Linked DNA regions of Homo sapiens: all the other regions are linked to region 1. A link is a loop called in an ENCODE intact Hi-C map of the cell type or tissue named here. Cell type or tissue: B cell. All regions are shown on one strand.

Region 1 (5,000 bases):
AAAATAATTTTTTAAGTTGAGCAAAGTTAGGAACTGACATCTATTTAGATAAAGTTTTATATTTAGAAGTTGACATTTTAATTTAAATACCAAACATGATAACATATCATGAAAAAGTTTACACTGGCAAAAGGAAAATGAAACAAATTTTACATGTGTTAGCTATTTGAAAATTTTGGATGTAAATAGTTGAAAGTCATTATTGCTGAATTTATTGTTTTTAATGGTATTAGATGTAACTGCTCAAAATGTCTTTATTTTCTTGTTTCAACAAAGACTGGCAATGTATTTTGATATATGAGATCTAGTGTGCAAGCTTCAACTTCGATTAAATACGGCAAGTTTACACAAAGCCAAGTGTATGAAAGGGGATCTTTTAAAAAAAACTTTATTTGAGAAAGGAAGAGACTTATAACAGAAGGCAAGAAGGGAAACATACAAACAATATATTTACAACACAAAACAAGAGATCACCTTCAAGGGTGTAAATTATAATAAATACAGTAGATTTTAAAAGAGACATTTATCAATTAATTCTAAGATTATTTAAGTCCAGCTTTCCTTTTCACTGGTTCCAGGTAGTTTCTTGATTAAATTCAAAGACTATCAAATTCAAACAATTAACGTCCACCAACTGTACTGATGAAACTCTCTCAAATGACATTATAAAAAATAGTTTTTTTTGTTTGTGATTACATATCTTTGAAGTAATATTATACAAAAGTCTGCTCAGCCACATGTTCCTCCCCAAATAAAATGTATTTTAAAAGATGCACTATCCCTTTTTTATGAGATTGAAAAAAGACTTTGAAGAAAATGAATATTTATGAGATGGAAAAAATATACAATTTTATCTTAGGCATGCCATATTTTTAATGCAAAACAACTGACAAAAAGTCATTTTAATATGAAGGAATATACTAACCAAAATATGTTGGTGATAGGGAGTGTTCCTATTATAGCTATTTGTCAAATTATCAGAAGGACTTTCATTATGTGGAAAACTTTTAAACTTTCTAACTTCTAGTTATGTTAATTTAATTTGAATGGAGACTTTTTAAAAAAGGATAATGTATCTTTAGCAGTAACATTTTTAAAGAAATATTTTTAAATGTCACAGCAAAATGTAAACAACACGTGCCAATAACATACAGTTGAACAATGTCTACATTTGGCAAAACTGCTATATCTCCTTTGAAATAGGATACTACACCTTGAAATACCTCGGATTTAGAAATATAAATATTTTAATAGAAAAAACCTCACAAAGATTCTAGGTCAATTTGGATTATCCATATTAAAGGGGTCTTAATACAACGAACCTTTAACTAGCTTAACAAAAGTAAACCTATAAAACAAGGTAAACATATCAAAAGGGAATATGAAGGAAATGTTCCAGTGAAAAGCTTCCGTAACAATTTCCCTACTTGTGGTGTTATTTTCTTAGACAATAAATCAATTCATAGAGTGCCCTTTAAAAACAGAAAGAGTAAAGCACTATCCTCAGATTTTTTTTCCTACATTCCTCAGTACATGAATCACTTGGACTTCCTGTTTCCACAAGGCATTTCCTGTTCACCCTCACAGAATCACTTTTCTGTAGGAGAACAGCAGGAACCTGACAAAGAACTGACTTGAATAAACAGTGTCTTCTGTTGCCTTCAAAGTTGTTTGTATTTTATAGCATCAAAGGACATAGTCCTCCTGAAGGTGCATTATATACAAGTAAATTTTTTTGTTAAACCTATCTTTTCTAATTGTTATTTGCCAGAATGTTACGGTATATGCCCATGTCATTATGGAATTATACTTAAGAGATTCTAGTGACAATATAAAATATGATACACCTTCTTTTCAAACTGATTTTGACTTGATATCAGATAATATTCATCCTGTTACTGTGTTTTTTGCAATTGTAGACACAATATTGTATCTGATTGGACCATAATGCTGCACATTACTTCTCACTAACATTTGCATCTGCTTCATTTGCTCTTTTTTGATAGACAGTGTCATCAAATTACACAAAATAAAAGTAAAATGAGCAGTGCTATGTGAGACATAATCTAATATTTAAAGTAGTGCTGCAATTTGCATCTATATATTTAAAACCACCTGTATTCCTAATATGTTCAATTGCAACCTACACAATAACCTAGGACTACTGGCATGGTGACCAGAACATTTCTACTTAACTAAAAAAAGAGAGAGGAAGGAAGGGGCAGACTACCTTTAACAGTGTTCAAGACTATAGTATGATACATTATGTACAGTGATGTGAAAATTAAATTCTAGATGTTGCAAAAAATCAAAAACTAATCGAATGCTTCATTGATCAGACTGGGAGACTATCCAGCAGTCACTGATCTCAACACATAAACTCAAAATAACAGTGAATTTGTTTTCTTTAGAAGTAATTGGTGTAGCAGGCTTTGGGATAAATTTAAAGCCTATTAACTGCTCAGATATTATGTATCATAATTTTAGTATAACAGGTATTTCCTTACCAGTGGATTTTCAATGAAACATTGATATCTATATAGAGATCAGTATATAGAAAGACCTCTATATAGATATATACATATATCTGCATTAGGTAGAATCCTTAAACACTGAACTCAAATCATAGAGAAATATAAACTGATAGGAAATCATATCCATTTACCAAACCTGCAATGCATTTCATGTTCAGATAATGACTTTAATTACAAATCCTGGAGCTAAATCTTTGCCTATTACCTGTTGCATAAAAGCAGCCTGCTCCCCAGATTCCATTTCCTGGATCTGAGCATCTTCATCACTGTCCACTGGTTCCTCCTTGACCTTCACAGCCCCAACTTGTCCCAGTGTGTCATCCACACAAGCACTGCTGTCGCTCCTAGTGCTGTTGCCACTAGAGGGCGCTCTGTCTTCCTGCATCGCCTGGTCCCCCTGAAGCTCTTCCTCTGCTTCCTCAAGGTGACTGCCTGGTTGCTTCAGTTGTTCAATAGATTTCGAAAGCAGCTAGAAGAGAGTGTTCAGGGGTTCAAAATTCAGTAGTTCTTCATGGTAACAGAGAAGCAAATTACACTTTGATTTCTAATAACTCATACACTGTGATTTCTAATCATTGAACATAAATTTCAGAATGAACTTGTAGGCAACAAGTTTCCTCAGTAATACTAAATCTAAAGTAGTCCCATTATTCCATATTGTATGGGTCCAGTAGGCAGTGAATAAGGTCTTTAAGTGTTGGATTGTTTTTTCTTTTTAATGGATCACTCTTTAATGCAGTTAGAACATGGTGTAGAAAAAGGTAAATAAACTATCCATGGAAACCCTGAAACTTTCAAAAGGACATGTTTTGAAAGTTGAACCTGGGAATAATACTTTTCTCAAAAGATAAAGGGGGTGATAAAAAATGTTGTCAATATCATTTTTCAACGAATGTTAAACGCTATGAAAGCCAGAACACAAATGCTAATAGTCTTTGTCTAATTTTCTTGTACCTATACAGAGAAACGACAGTCAAATGAAAAAGCATCTTCTTATATATATTTGTAAGAACTAGAAATATTTATTTTGATATTCTGAACTTTAAAGAGGTGTATGATTTAAAAAAAATTAACAATAAGATGTTTTATGAACAGACTCAAATGGAAATTAAATATTAGAAAAGAATCAGGAAATTATTTTTTAATTTGGAAATCATTATTTAGACATTTTATTTATTTTATAAATTAGATTGAACTTAGTTTTCAGAAGTCAATGAATTAACTGCTTAATGATTTTAAAAGATAACTGACAATATGCCTAACTTAAACAATAGCAAAATATCATAACATGAAAGCTCAATAAATGGGGAAAAAGTCTCAAGATTATTTTGTCTCACACTGGTCATTTGTTTTATTTCACAGTGGCCCTGTGGACCAAATCATCTGCAGACCTTGAACTGTGTTTTCAAGAGTTGCTAAGTTTTCTGCTAAGTCAGTGCCTATGTAAGCAACATGCCAATTATTGTAACTAGCAGCACACTTATAATACTACCACCATAAACATGAATGCAGATTTTTCTTTGTCAAATTCATGCTTACCTCCCACTCACACATAATTACAAAATACATGTTTTAAAATGTGAATACTTAAGTACTCAGACTTAGATGGACACCTCAGCCTCTTTAGGCTTATAGACTTTCCTGCAGTCCACGCAACCTCAAATGGCCCTGAACACACTAACAAAGTCCTTTGATTTCACTGTAGGTAGATTTATTAGGAATTTTCATTCATTTGTTCAACAAATATTTACTGAGTGCCAACTATGTTCAAGACACCATGCTAAGCATTAGAAAAATAGCCACTGCTCTGCCCTCATGGAGCTTTTAGTGAATGTCTTAGAAAGCTTCAAATACTTATTCCTATTTTCAAGTATGACAAAATGCTTTGAAGAAAGAAACACAAGGTGTTATAAGAGCACATACTGCTTGGCATAGCAGTGGAAATGGGGATTGTTAAGGGAGTTAAGCTGAGGAAGTGTTATATTTAGGTTTAGACACAAAGAATGAAGGATGGAAAGGAGTAAGTTACATGTGTGAGGGGTGGGAAGCAGGGGCGGAAATAAGGGTGGGGAGCATTTCTGGTAGAAGGCAGAGTCTGTGGGGACTTTGGATTGGAAAAGGAGACCAGCGCATCTAAGTCACCAAAAGGCTAGTGGAGTTTGAGAACCAGAGGAACATGCCGAAAGATAATGTTAAAGTAGATGATACAATTTATAATATATTTGGGTGAAGAGTAAGAATCTAGAGAAATAAAATATAACTTAGGAAAAACACATATAAGACCTAAATATCACCAAAGTAAGTCAGACAAGATCAAGCTAAGAAAACATATACCAATCAAAACTCATATCACAATGAAGAAATTTGAATATGAATTTCCTTTGTGCCTACCATCTAACATCCATTGTTACTGGGCAGTCGGGAGAAGGAGGACATTCATTTACTCATGGTTTAGATGACTTTAAG
Region 2 (5,000 bases), 450 kb after region 1:
CCAAACTGCTAGAATTATAGGCACAAGTCACTGCACCCAGCCAGTATGTAACTTCTGAAAGTAGTTCATAAAAGACATTGTAGCTTCCACTTTACTCTGTCTTGGATCACTCACTCTGCAGCAAGAAGTGGCCCACATGGCAAAAAAACCAACATCTTTTGCCAATAGCCAGTGAGGAACTAAGGCCTCCAGTCAATAGCCATGTGAGTGAATCATTTTTGAAATGGGTCCTCCAGCCCCATTCAAGCCTTCAGATAACAGCAGCTCCAGCCCACAGCCTGACTACTACTTTAGGAGAGACACAGCAAAAATGGCCCAGTTAAACCTCTCCCAGATTTCTGACCCTCAGAAACTGTGTGAGAAAATTAATGTTTGTCATTTTAAGTTGTTAAATTTTAGGGTAATTGTTACATAGCTAAGCATGTTTCTCTATATTTTCCAAATATCCACGGATAACTTGTACTGCTTTTAAAATCAGAGAATAAACTGCCATTTTAAAACACTAGACATTGTCAATGCAATCCTAATACAGATTTTTAAGATTAATTCCAGTGTTTCAATTTGTCAAGCTAAATGTTTCCGAAGGATTCTCACATGGATAGCACACCTATGTTAGTTGGTTCAACTCCATATTAAATGTTCCAGTTACAGTAAATTAGCAAACTTTAAAAGTACCCAAAAAGGTCCTTTGAAAATAAAAAATAAGAGAAAATAAGAAAGCTAAATATTCAATGCAAATACCTTTTAAAAAAGTGAACAAACTATATCTAAGGAAAGCAAGAGGAAAAAATAATAAAGATAAAAACAGTTGTTAATTTCAAATACTAAAATATTACATTCCAGTAAATAAAGCCAAAAGTATTTGGAGAAGGAAAAAAGAGGAAAACAAAAGGCAAATCTTAATATTCAAGAAAAAGATAAAATAGTAAAGTAACAAAAGGGGGATGAAAAACACAGAAAAGAATAAAAGAATTATAAAGAATATTATGTATAGTTGGTTGTTAAAGAATGAATTTTAATAGTTCAATAAAATTAAAAGATCATCCCAGCTGAGTAGAATATATAAACCCTAAAGAGATGAACAGTTCTAGAAGAAATTTAAGTAAACAACTATTGTCAAATAAACCTGACTGATTTTTTGCGTGGATTCTTTTAAACATTGAAGGAATGGAAAAATATGGAATTTTTTAAAAATCTGTTTTAGAATGTTACATTCTGCTAGTTGATATGGTAAGTCAATACGGTTTTAAAAAAAAGTCCCTTCCTCAAGATACTTTACTGTCCTCCTTTGTAAAACTGTCATAATAACTATGCAAATGACAATATTATAGGTGGCAGTGTACAACTTGTATAATCATAAGTGATGGGCCTAGTAACCCTGACACTAAAACCTGAAAACCAGCTGACAAAACAGAAAACTATCATTCAGTATCACAAATATAGAGGCAAAAATGCTAGATGAAATACATTCCAAACCCAACAGCATATTAAATAATAATAAAACATGTCCAATTGTGTTTACATCAGAAATCCCAGAATGGTTTAATACTAGGTAATCTACTAATGAAGTTACGACATCAATAGGTCAAAATATGTTAAAACAGAACCTATCCCTGCATGCTAAATAACATGCAGTCATCTCAATACATGTGCATAGGCCAGGGTAGTTCTATAATATAATAAAGATTCCCTATCTTTAACTTACAATGAGCACCTTATTAAACATTTAGCAGAGTTGTTTCCAACAAAACCAGATGTACAGATGCCTATCACCAACATTAGGAAGAAACTGTAACATTCTTACCAATACGATAGAAAAAGAACTAAAATTTGAAAATATTGGGATGGCAGATTATGTATACTTATAATATTACTGATTATCTAATAAAAATAAGAGATTTCAGTGAAATCCATGAACTTTAATGAGATTTTGTTAAACTTTCAAATATGCCAATAAGAACAGTTGGAAAACTTTCTGGGAAAAGCTCCAACTAACCAACTAATCAATCAACCAATTAATCAATCTCTCTGTTCTATCTCTCAAACTCTCTCTGTCTCTCTCTCTCTCTCTCTCACACACACACACACACACACACAGACACGCAGGCACACACATACACACATACATTTCATGCTGCATACACCTAAAAATAAAATTGTGGTATTTACTGAAAAAAGAAAGGAAGGGTGCCTTCTGAAGAGGTGCGAGACGAGAGAAGCCATAGTGAAGAAATGACACAACTCTAGAAAGCCATCATGCATATGAATATGATATACCAGATGAATGACTTCTTTCTTTATGAGAAATGTTTCAGAAATTGTCTAAATATGTATTTATATGATTGACAAAAACAGCTTGGAATATGCCAATGGTGCCCAAGGGTATATAACAAACATTTTCAGCCCAATGCTTATCTTTTCTTCAGGAAGACCAAGGCAAGAAAGACCCCCATGAGATGAAGTAAATACGTTTTCCTTTCATCTACTATTTCCTTTGGAGTCACTAACCTTCAAAAGCCCCACTATTCGGGGACTACATTTTATGTCACAAGAGAGCAGTGCCCCCTTTTGGTGCCAAATGCCAAAAGTTCTTTGAGGGCAAGGACACAGTCACTTCTGCAGATCCTCAACACTGCCACATAAAATCATTTAAGCAAAGCAAACTATTAAGCTACCAATCCTTCACATGGTAAAAGAGGAACAATTTACCCACATTAGCATAAACATGGATACATTTGGCAAAGATCACTTTTCATGTATCATGTTCTTTTCTTGAACACCAACTATAGGACCTTACATGCTAACAGAAAACTGATGTATATTAATTGAGTGCATAGGCCTTGTTGGCTCTTTCTAACACAAATCTCTTGACATAAAGAAAGGACCGGGACTTTCTCTAGAACTAATATGTCTATAATGTCTCTCATCTAATGATATCAAAATGCTTTTTTCGACTGGCCCACGGAGGTATCAGATTTCATATTCAAATCTAGATCTTGCGTACAACTCTGTGAAATATGAAAAATAGAGTTCAGTAATTGTTTGGATATAAAATTGTCTAATAGAATAGGGTAGAATAGAATAATCCATTTATTAGAAAGGAATATTATCTGTTTCTCCCTTTCATTTCCAAGAAACAACAAATAACACCAACTCTTTGCTAACAAACAGCATAAGCCCATTATCATACCATAGTACTTAAGTATAAACTGTTCTATTATTTTATGGTATCTTTCAAGAAGTACCATTTTATAGCTGCAAATGAAAATAATACCAACAGTATGCTCTTCCAAAATAGTCAAAAGTAATAAGATCTTTTCCATGCCCCCATCAGTTTGCTTTGAGTGGACAGAACCATAACAAAGAGGTCTTTTTATAAACAATGCTTTGCTTTATTTCCTGCTACCTATGACAGAATTTGCAGGTATGCCCTGCTGCATTCACTAATGAATTTATCTCACTTTGTTAAATAAAAACATAAAGGTATTATTTTGCTTTTGTAAATGTTATACACATTATATATAAGCTTATATATAATGGCTATCATATATTATATATAAGTTTCCTATGCTGTTTCATATCACACAAGTGCTTACCAATTTCTTCAATTACTACCCATCAGTGTAATTCTTAACTATATACTGGAAAAGCATCAAAGTGAGATTTTTTCCCCAGCAGTATGAATTATTTTTAAAGCACATCAGTTATAATTCATCTAACAAGGTGGGATGAGAGAGATCAGACTCTTTCACATACAATCTGAGCTTAAAATAAATGCTAAGAAGCAATACTGTAAATTCCTTGAAGTATATGAAGATGGCCAGAGGCATGCATTTACCTCTGAAAAAGCAGCCCTAGTTAGGTCAAATGCCAATTTTCATAGCTTAATGGGTGGAATTAAAGATCCTGAGCCAGACACACCATTAATACAAGAGTAGCTTCAAATTCTGGCTGTAATACTTTCTGTATGATGTTGAATAATCATCATTCTAGTGATAATTCTAGAACAATTATACTCTATTAATATAAAAATGTTATATTAATAGTGACATCCTTATCTGCAAAACAGAATAAAAATATATACCTTATAATACTATGTTGTAGTGAGGCTTAAATGCAATAATGTATAAAGTGATTAGCATAGTTCCTGGTAAGAGTAAATAAACCTGTAGCTACTATTATAATGATGTTTATGTTCTAATATCACTTATCCTGGAAATGAAATACCCTCTCCTCTTAAACTGGGGAAGGAAAAAAACAACTGCTGGGTGATTACTAAACTTACAAAGCTGGAAGGACTGGAATTATGGAAAAATTATGACTCAAGAGATCCTTCAAAGGTACTTCACAGTCTGTTACATGATGCCTGGTAGACATGTCTCAAGAAATAAAGCACAGAATATTTCAATTCCTGTAATGGGAAACCAGGGCTTAAATACGCTTTTCCAAGAAGTGGTGCCACCAGTGAAAATGGAAGAATTGATAGTTTCACATCTCCTAAAAGTAGGCTGTATCTGAGTTTAGGTCTTACAGTGTGAATAGCTTACACATTTAGCTTTACTATTTTGTCTGAATAGGAGCTGAATAAAATTAGAATTCAGCCAATATCAGTGACTACGTTTGCAGTCCTCAGCTGATGAAAATCAGTCATGGCTACATAAGACTAACAGAGAAAATTTCTTCTCAAAGAATACGATCATAAAAGAAAAATCCCAAGAACTACCACATTAATAAGCATCTGTAAGCAAGCAATAATTCAGTAACTATTATCAGAGTTTATAGTAATTAGACATGGGTAGAAGAAAGTTAAAAATTAGCTAAACCATCTTTCTACACGTAAAGCAACATAATTTCAAATATGAAAAATCCTGGTCTCTTATATATACATGAGGTTGTAAGGAGAAAAATGGAGGGGGAGGTCATGAATACTGCTCATCATTCTCTAAATGCCAAATTGAAAAATTAATCACTGGCATACAATAACTTTTGAACAGTACTCT
Region 3 (5,000 bases), 100 kb after region 1:
TTTGGCATAAGAAAATGTAATAATTCTTCTCCATGGCTTCTATTTAATTAGACTGTCATTAGAATTTCTATTTCTGGCAGAACTCATAGTATCTGTTTATAGAATTAGCCAATATTGAGAAAACCATCAGCATTACAGAATGCTTCTCAATACTTTAAGCACAGCTCTGAGATATCAGTCTGTAATTTGAAGCCATACCTCTTTGTACAATCAAAAGTATAAGAAATTATTGAAAATATTTATAATGAAGGTAACTATGCAGAACAGGAGTTAGGAAACTGTGGCTCATGGGTCAAATCCAGCCTGCCTAATTTTTTATGGCCTGCAACCTAAGAATGATTGTTACATTTTTAATGGTTGGGAAAACAATTTTTTAAAGGAAAATATTTTGTGACATAAAAATATATGAAATTCAAATTTCAGTGTTTACAAATAAAATTAATTGGAACACAGCCACTCTCATTCATTGACTTACTGTGTATAGCTGCTTTTGCACTAAAAAGTCAGAATTGAATGCCACAGAGATAGTACAGGCTGCAAAATCTCAAATATTTATTATCTGCCCCTAACAGAAAGTTTGCGAACTCCTGAGAATCAATCTATAGCCAAATTTTATTTTATTTTATTTATTTATTTATTTTTTTGAGACAGAATTTTGCTCTTGTTGCCCAGGCTGGAGTGCAATGGCGTGATCTCGGCTCATTGCAACTTTCGCCTCCCGGGTTCAAGCGATTCTCCTGCCTCAGCCTCCTGAGTAGCTGGTATTACAGGTATGTGCCACCACGCCCAGCTAATTTTGTATTTTTAGTAGAGAGGAGGTTTCTCTATATTGGTCAGGCTGGTCTCGAACTCCCAACCTCAGGTGATCCACCCGCCTCGGCCTCCCAAAGTTCTGGGATTACAGGTGTGAGCCACTGCGCCCGGCCCAATTTTTATTCTCACATGGTGGGATGTCCCTGTGACAAACAAATTTCCAAGCTACCTCTCTGCTATAATGGTTGAATGAATTAGGTTAAAAATTATCATAGTGTATTTCATCTAAAATAAAACATAATTAGGAAATAGAACATGACAGGAGAACACCATATAAAACAAGTTCTAAGTATTTTCACTAGATTGATATACTAATTTTAGACTTTGTTGCTTGCTCTTCACAATACGCAGTCAACTGGAAAACAAAAATATAAATAAGAATGATGGCACTTTAAAATGAGCAACATATGCTGAGCGCTAGCTATGACTTTTGGATGGACTTTCTCTTTGAATACACAGCTTTACTATTATCCCCATTTCACAGACGAGAATAATGAGCACTAGACAGGTTACAGTTAGCTTTGCCATTGTCACATATACAATATTATTTTTCAGTGTTTTTTATCTTGCATATTTAATAATATGGTAAATATTAATTTAGAATGGTCCTAATGAAAGATCCTGTATAATATTCCATAGTAAAAGATTCAGGAGTGTTCTCCTAAATTATCTCTTTTTCCATGAGACAGAGATTGTATACCCTTCAATAAGCTACAAATAGAACAAATACTTATTGAATTGAAATTTCTTTTAATAAATTATAGCGAAAGACATACATAGACTGTTCCAATCTGTGCAGCAGTTGCTACATAATTCTAAGCTTACATATATATATATATATATATATATATACATATACATATATCCTGTATGTATAAACTAACAAGGCCCCAGTATATTTTATAGAAACCAACATTGGAATGGGTTTTGCAAAGGGATGGTTAGAAATTAAAGGATATTCTGCTTATTTGACATTTAAATGTTTGTTAATGTGTGGGTTGATATAGTTTATTCTGAATGTTTTAAAACCTTGAGGTTTTAAAGAAACATCTTATACACCTCAAAGCTGCAATAATAATACTACAAGTTTGGCTATCACCCTAGTAATAGATCTGTAGTCAAACCACTACAGAAATTTTGTGCTTCATGCAAGATAGTTCTGGTAGTTAGGTATTGTTTAAAAACTATGGGAAAAATATTTACCCAAATGTTGTTCCAGATATTAATGCAAATTTAAATTTATATAACCCAAAATCATAGGAAATACATTGCTAATCATAGAGCTTAGCAAAGGCATTCTGAATCAAATGGCTTCTGCTTATTTTCCACAAAATTTATAATATAACTTAGATTAGACCAGTAGAATATTCAGTAGCTAGAGAACACATTATACAAAATTTTAAGTTCAAGCTTTTAAAAAAATGCTTTAAATGAATTGCTTGGAATTTATAAATCTTGAAGCTAAAAAGGTAAGTATTATCATGGTTAAACAAAAGAAATGAGAGAACAACAAACAGTGCAATTTGTCTCTATGCTAAGGTAAATGCTCTTGTATAGGGGTTGTTATTCAGGTTTCCTCGCCTTGCCCAGTTAGGGGGGAGAAGTATAGCCATAGAACCCCATGCGATTCCTTAGTTCAACATAGAAATTCAACCCGCCACATCAGGCCTGTCTTGGTTAGATTTACGTAGGCGGTTCACTTGGGCTTATTCCCCTCGAGATAAATTTGGCATGCTGCAGGACATACTCAAAGCCAAGGTTCAAAAACTACTGGGCATGTCTGGAGAGCAGGTGGGGCTGGCACTGCAGATGTCTATTTGCATGAATGACTAAGGCACCACCTAAGAAAAACTCATCTTTAGCAAAGAGGAAGCTAGGCCTTGCGACACACTTGACCTGATAACCTCAGGACCTGAGGGAAGGTTTGATTCTGAACATACGGTATGGTACATCCTTCCTCTGTCTTCTCTCACCTCCAGGTCCTAGAGTACAAACCTACTACATCCACTACACTCCTCTGAAAATGCTTTACCAAACTCGTTGGTAACAAACCTTTGTCATCTTGCTTGATTCTCACAAGCATGGGATACAGTTGTTTTAAAGAACAAGTAATGAATAAATTAACATCTCTATCAGTCTACTCTCAATTGCTTGCTAATGCCCAATACCTTGTCAATGTAAAGAAACAGAATTTGGCAGAAAGAACACTGCGTCTCCAGTTCTAGTCTTGATTAGTCCACGTCTATGGATCCTGGGTTTCTCATGTATAAAACAAATAAAACCAGGGAGGTAAAACAGTGATTCCCAAGGCTTCCTCTACTGCCAAAGCTATTCCCTCCCCACCTAAAAATTGTGTGTATGTGTGTGTGATTTACTTTTTTAGTCTTTATCAGAAAGTATATCTCATGCAAAAGGCAACTGCTGTTGGCCTTCATTGACTTCTTTGGGTAAATCAATAACCACCATACATAATAGATTCTGATGTAAAGAAAGGGAGAGGTACTAGGAAGCAAGCGGGATCCCTACCAGATAAGAAATGATAGAGAATTGAAAGCAGGAACTCTGAAGAAAGCTTTATCTAATTAAAAACTACCCTAGGACAGGCTTTGCCTGATATATAAAATTCAGTTGTGGTCAAAATTGTTTTATTCCTTGATTGTGGTATTTGGAAACCTCTCCTCTAACTTTCCATAATAAATAGCAAAATATTACTTTCCATTTTCTCTCTCAATGAAAACACCACTTTCTACAATAGTTGCTTCTTAAGGGGGTGGAATGCACAAAAATATCTACTTTTTGTAATGTTACTTAGCAAAACAAGAATAGACATTTTCCTCACTTAAAAAGTTTTTACTATACAGTAATATAATACCCAGTTTGAGAAAAATCAGAAATATTATTCTGATCCTATGAAATGTGATGGTTATTCAACAGCTCCCACATTGCTTAATAAAGAAACAGAAAATTGCCCAGAATTAGAAACCACTAAGCCAATTAAAGTTGCCAGGGTAAAACTGAAAAAAAAAAAAATTATCCACATTATAAATATCTTAGAATACTTTTCTTTCTTTCTTTCTTTTTTTGGTTAACATAAAAAGATTTCATTACTTGCAAAGGCTTATATAAATAAAATTAAAACAACATCACCAATTTGCTTTTATTATTTCAGTGCATTTAGATATTTCAAAATGCACCTTTGTTTTTTGGCTGAAAGAATTCCCCACCCTTTTTTTTCTTTTTTTCTACAGAAGTACCCTACACTGTCCAAAATATGTAGTCCTGTTCAACAGCTAAAGAACTCTTCTCCTCCTCCCTCTCTAATTTGGCTTCAAGTCAAGGCTGTTTTTCTCATTCCAACTGTTTTGGACATATGCTGGCCCAACTAACAATGGTAAACACAGCAAGCTGTCTCTGATATGATGCTGATTAAGTAATCTTGTGAGCAAGTAGAGTTTGGATATTAAGATGCTGAGGAAAAAATTACTCACAGAAATTCTCTACCCTTTGAAAAATATTTGGATTCTTGATTTTACATTATATGATAAACAAACCATGGGATATTTTTTAAAAAATACATTTATTTGGCTGAGCACAGTGGCTCACGCCTGTAATCCCAACACTTTGGGAGGCTGAGGCGGGCGGACCACCTGAGGTTGGCAGTTTGAGATCAGCCTGACCAACGTGGAGAAACCCCGTCTGTACTAAAAATACAAAATTAGCTGGGTGTGGTGGCGCATGGCTGTAATCCAAGCTACTCGGAAGGCCAAGGCAGGAGAATCCCTTGAACCCGGGAGGCAGAGGTTGCGGTGAGCCAAATTGTGCCACTGCACTCCAGCCTGGGCAACAAGAGTGAAACTCCGCCTCAAAATAATAAATAAATAAATAAATAAATAAATAAATAAATAAATAAATAAATAAAATACATTTATTTGATGCTGGCTTAGGCATTTGAAATATGAAAGAGCCTAAGATGTGGTCATTACATTCATGGATTTTCCAGTTTAAAATAAGGGCAAGTAGAGGAAACAGTGGAAGCCCAAAGATGAGCTTAAAATAACATTCTAAAGACATTGCTTCATCTTACAGAAAAATAAAAAGGTATAAAATTGAAATTTTGAGGACTTTGAATAGTGTTTCAATAAAATCTAATGGTAAAATGTTAATACAAAAGTAGTCTCTTAACGAAA
Region 4 (5,000 bases), 76 kb after region 1:
GACTTTAATTTTGAATTATGAATTAGCTATAAATTATGTGTGTAGTTTTAGGTAACAAAATCGTGTTTCTTTTTAAATCATTCGTGATATTGATTGAATATTTGAAATTGTTTTTCAGAGATTTGTTTTTCATGTCAACTGATATACATGACAGAAATTATGAAAATCATTAAAAAGTATTTATAAAACATTATGGTATCTGTCTGTTACCTGTTTTGGGATGCAGAGAAGGGCGGATACCTATAAAATAGCCTTATAAGTACATTAACTCTTTAAATAGAACTCCCAGGCTGCTTACAATATTAATATAACAGAGTAATCAAGTACTATTCCTATCTTTAATGGTGTGAGGGATTGAAAAATATATAAGTGTAAAAATATATGGTCATTTGGCAAACACTTCTAAGAAAGAAATGAAACTATTATCTATTAGTTTATTATCCATATATGATTTGCCTATCAGTTCTTTGCCCTGAGTTTTAAAATCACCACATCCTCTATATTTTATTGAAATATTTGTGTATTGGACTTACAGAAATACAGTTCTATAAAAACCACAATACCACAGTGTATTATGTTGTCAGGTTGTGTGTCAGGAGCCAAGCTATTATTTTGCTGTCTGGGAAGAAATGAAGTGAGGTGGGCAGGGGTAAACTATTCACTGAAGACTTAGAGTTATTTATTTAGCAACCTCTCAACTTCCCTTCCCTACCCTCCCTTATCTTCCTTTCTTCCTTCCTTTTTTCTTCATTTGAGACAAAATTCTACTAGATTTTTGAAAATAGCTCTGACCTCCATCTTACACCAAGTCAAGTGTAATAAAATCACAATCTGCTAAACCTTTTGAAATTACTATATAGATACCAAATGCACCAGTTGAGAATGGAAAAATGCAAAATACAAATTTCTTTGCCCACCTCACATTTGTCAGTTATTCATTCATCAAAGAACATATATACTTCCTTGCCCTCAAGTTGATAAATGCTACCATTTATTTAGCACTTCTCTCTGTTATGTACCTTACCATGTTATTTTATAGGACCGTGCCAGCAACCCTAGAGGGCATGCACTATTATTTTCCTCTTTTTATGGAGAAGGAAACTGATCCTTAGAGAACTGAAGGAACTTGCCCACAGCCAGACAGCTGAGAAATGGCAGGCTAAGGATGTGTACCCAGGTCGGCTAAATACAGAACCTGTGTTCTTTACCCCAGGAATGAAAACAGCCAAACACTGAACATACGTGTACCAGAGCTTGGGATGGCGGCTCACGGAATGATTTTTTCCATTAGTTGGAGTGTCTTTCGTTGCTGATTTACTCAGTAGGAACTCTTGAAGCTTCTGCTTTACTTCTGTACTTGCCACTGCCCCTGAAATACACACACACACACACACACACACACACACACATACACACACAGAAACAGATGTTGATGGTGAGTTTTGTCCTCTCATGCCTCTAGAATATTTGACAAAGATTAAGAAGTAAAATCGCTGGTCACAGCACATAAAGTTTTCCTATTAAAAGAAGAAACCACAGTCCAAATATGCTTTAGAAAATAGTACAGTAATGCTTTATAAATACTACTTAAATTGCAAATTTTCAAAAGACTTTCAGCTATTTCTTTAATTACTTTTGCAAAGAGGGAATTCCCAAAATCAACTTTTTTAAGTTTAAAAAATACTGCAGAGGAACAAAACACTGTATTTTAATAATCAAGTTATCTTGAGGGATTAGATCCATATTAAATCCCTTAAACACATTAAAATAATCTTTTCTGAGTTGCTAGTTTGAAAACCTTAGTTTTTAAAAAAACCCTTTGAGCATTAAACAAATAAATATTGCTGACAATTCCAGTTCAAGTCATCAAATTTTAAACTTTGCTACGACCTGATTTTGAACTGACCTAATACAGGGGAATTATTTGGATCTGTCTCCCTCTTGTGGATAGTTCTTTTGCATGTGTTATGTCTTAAATCTTCTCAAAGTTTGAGTATGCCAAAACTAAATGGAGGCAAGGCTTTACTTAGAGAGCAATTATTACTTGGCCAGGAGTAAGGAAGGCATAGTCAGGAGATGTGGATACAAGCTGATTATTAAACAAGATGGCATATATTAGACTGCTTTAGAATTACATTATTTTTAAGGTTCAAAACAACAGAAATCAGCACCTTTGCCAGATAATGTTACGTTTGCTTCTTGAGACGCTCTGCAGACTCAATGATGTGAGCTGGTATGTAAATGTCAAAACTTTACAGTTGGGTCTGTAATCTATGCTTTTAATTAAACACAGATAATTTTGACGAGTCTAACCGCACTCTTTATCAGGCTTTGTTCTGAATAATGATCAGCTAACGATGAGGAAAGAGAGTCCATCGTTTACCCTGGTGCCTCTTACTTTCTCGTCCTCTATCTTTGCCTCTGAGAGGAGGAAGCTGCTGTTCTCTGCGATGCCTCTCTACTTCCTGTTCTTGCCTCTGCTGCTCCAGTTTCTGCTCCTTTTCTAGGAGTTCTTGTTGCTGTTTTATGGCTAGAAGTTCCTGTTGCAACTTGCGAGAAGAGAAAGACATGAGAGTGTGCAATTTCTTTAGGCTTCATAGTCATCACTGACCAAAACTGAAATGTTATGAGCTTTTGGAACTTGTTTGTATTTAGTTCATATTTGTACCCACTTTTTCTGTAAATCATTGAAATCTAAGGACAAGCAACTAATGCAGTGAAGGTCTTAACGTCATCAACAGGCAAGTTTTAGGTAGCTCCATTATCTGTGCATCCCTATCAAAACTAACTGTTAAATTCACTCAGGTCTTCCCATTTCCTTTAATTAAATCTTTAGTTCCCTTAATGACTTTTCTTTGAACATACAAACAGGAAAAGGTAGGGACTGCCCAGAAGCCTATTTTACAAAGTCCCTCACATTATAAATGAACAACTGAAATCTTCCATTCTTAGCCTAAAAAATGGTGTAAAAATAATCAACGCAAATACAGAATGGTGAGATATTAAATTAATTTGGGGGAAGTTTACCTGAAGTAAACAAATGCTAAAAATTTCAAAATCTTACAGAGCAAGTTCTCAATAGACTAATGCAATGTATATATTCATAATATGTAGAATATATTATATACATATAGTCTCTCAAAATATCAAAATAGCAGAAGCTTTATTCTTTCATTCAGCACATAAAAGCTTTTAGATTAAAGACACTGGTCAAGAAGAAACCACTTCCACAAAACTTCATTTTAATGCACTATTGTTTAGCTTTCTGAATCCCTTGAATTCACTCTCAAACAATGAATGACATGAATATGATGCATTCTTGCACTCTTTTTTATTTTTATTTTTATTCTTGAGACAGGGTCTCACTCTGTTGCCCAGGCTGGATTGCAGTGGCACCATTATAGCTCACTGCAGCCTCAATCTCCTGGGCTCAAGCGATACTCCCACCTTAGCCTCTTAAGTTGCTAGGATTACAGGCATATACAACCACTCCTGGCTAATTTTTTAAAATTATCATTTTTAGTGGAGACAAAGTCTTGCCATGTTCCCCAGGCTAGTCTCAAACTCCTGGCCTCAAGTGATGCTCCAACCTTGGCCTCTCTAACTGCCGGGATTACGGGTGTGAGCCACCTTGCCCAGCCTGAAGCATTCTTTTTTAATAGCCATCTTGAGATGTCTATTTCCACTCAGACTGAGAAATATATATCTATGAACTATAGTAAATGTGCACACTGAGGAGTAACTAAAGACCTTGAGTTCTCCTTAGGTTCTGACATTAGTAGATATGAAATCCGGACAAGTTACTAAACTACTCGGAGCCATACTTCCTCATATGTAAGAGAGAGAATATCTCTCTTCAGCCGCATATTCATAACGTACATAAAATTTAGTTTTTAAGTTTGAACCCTACTGATTTTAATTATTATTATTATAGGTTGGGCATCCCTAATCTGAAAATCCAAAATCCTAAATGCTCCAGCATCTGAAATAGTTTGAGCACTGACATGATGCCACAAGTGGAGAATTCCATACCTGACCTCATGTGATGAGTTCCAGTCAAAATGCAGGCACACAGCACAAAGTTTAGTCAGCTTCACCATGGGAAAAAAGACCCTTCCAGCCCCCTTTCAGCTGCAATATATTTTTTTCACACACGCCCAGATTCCCCCACATAAGCACACCCACAAAAGATAACAAAATGGTGTGTGTGTGGGCAAGACATGCCAATGGCATGTTCCTCACATTCAGACTCAGCAACAACAGTGATGCCAAACAACCAGAGATTGTCCACATGGGTGGCTGAGACAATGACACCTTTCCTTTCTGATGGTTCAATGTACCCAAACTTTGTTTGAAGCACAAAACTATTGGAAATATTGTATAAAATTACCTTCAGGCTATGTGTATAAGGTGTATATGAAATATAAATGAATTTTATATTTTTGACTTGAGTCCCATCTCCAAGACTCTCATTATGTACAGATATGTAAATATTCCAAAATCCAGAAAAAAAAATCCAAAATCTGATATATTTCTGGTCCCGGGCATTTCAGATAAGGGATACCCAACATGTGTTTGTAACTTTCAATACTAATGAAATTAGTAAATTTTGTTTTTTACATTAGGTGCCTAAAACTCTTGATTTTACACCAAAAAGTAATAGAACAAAAATAAAAAGCTATTATATGGAATGGCATCAGAGTCACTCTGGAGCAACAGGAAGCTAACTCTGTATATCAACCATAATAGCCTTATTACTCCCAGAAGGACATAGTTAGAAGCATTTCTGGTTACTCTTCATATTAAAATCTTTGGTGTTTTGGCTTCAATACACTCCCTTAATGGGTGTTATTATTCCATTGTAATGAAATAATATTCCATGGTAGCAGAAGGAATGCTTAAATTCTGCCTTACTGTTAAATTCTATATAGATACTTGGGTTGGTCAAATTAATTTGGTGCTTCACCCAAAGCCCCAATGTATTTGAACTTTAATCTTTC

What was found. Peaks named below come from ENCODE experiments on the same cell type or tissue, not always from the same donor. Only the 100,000 strongest peaks of a DNase experiment are listed, where the experiment ranks them.
Region 2: it touches region 1 in a loop (7-fold over the local background); 2 of 110 quality-filtered maps call a loop at or near these places.
Region 3: it touches region 1 in a loop (2.7-fold over the local background); 2 of 110 quality-filtered maps call a loop at or near these places.
Region 4: it touches region 1 in a loop (2.3-fold over the local background); 40 of 110 quality-filtered maps call a loop at or near these places.

Annotation. Positions count from the first base shown.
Region 1 is chr7:18,664,216-18,669,215 of GRCh38, reverse strand. HDAC9 (histone deacetylase 9) reads right to left here. Exons shown (of 26, transcript NM_178425.4): 12 at 2,740-3,003. Among named protein-coding and RNA genes, the nearest start is that of HDAC9, 170 kb to the right of the region's middle. In B cell, CTCF peaks have their summits at 2,681 and 2,888 (motif pointing right); a DNase peak (open chromatin) is centred at 2,905; H3K27ac peaks cover 1,229 bases.
Region 2 is chr7:18,213,204-18,218,203 of GRCh38, reverse strand. It overlaps a transcript of HDAC9 not described here. Among named protein-coding and RNA genes, the nearest start is that of MIR1302-6, 88 kb to the right of the region's middle. In B cell, no CTCF peak of the experiment used is centred here; a DNase peak (open chromatin) is centred at 2,563; H3K4me3 peaks cover 530 bases; H3K27ac peaks cover 830 bases.
Region 3 is chr7:18,564,692-18,569,691 of GRCh38, reverse strand. The region is part of intron 2 of HDAC9 (histone deacetylase 9); the gene reads right to left. Among named protein-coding and RNA genes, the nearest start is that of HDAC9, 71 kb to the right of the region's middle. In B cell, no CTCF peak of the experiment used is centred here; a DNase peak (open chromatin) is centred at 2,671; H3K4me3 peaks cover 453 bases; H3K27ac peaks cover 3,188 bases.
Region 4 is chr7:18,587,885-18,592,884 of GRCh38, reverse strand. HDAC9 (histone deacetylase 9) reads right to left here. Exons shown (of 26, transcript NM_178425.4): 4 at 2,399-2,549; 5 at 1,243-1,369. Among named protein-coding and RNA genes, the nearest start is that of HDAC9, 95 kb to the right of the region's middle. In B cell, a CTCF peak has its summit at 1,958 (motif pointing left); a DNase peak (open chromatin) is centred at 2,484; H3K4me3 peaks cover 270 bases; H3K27ac peaks cover 881 bases.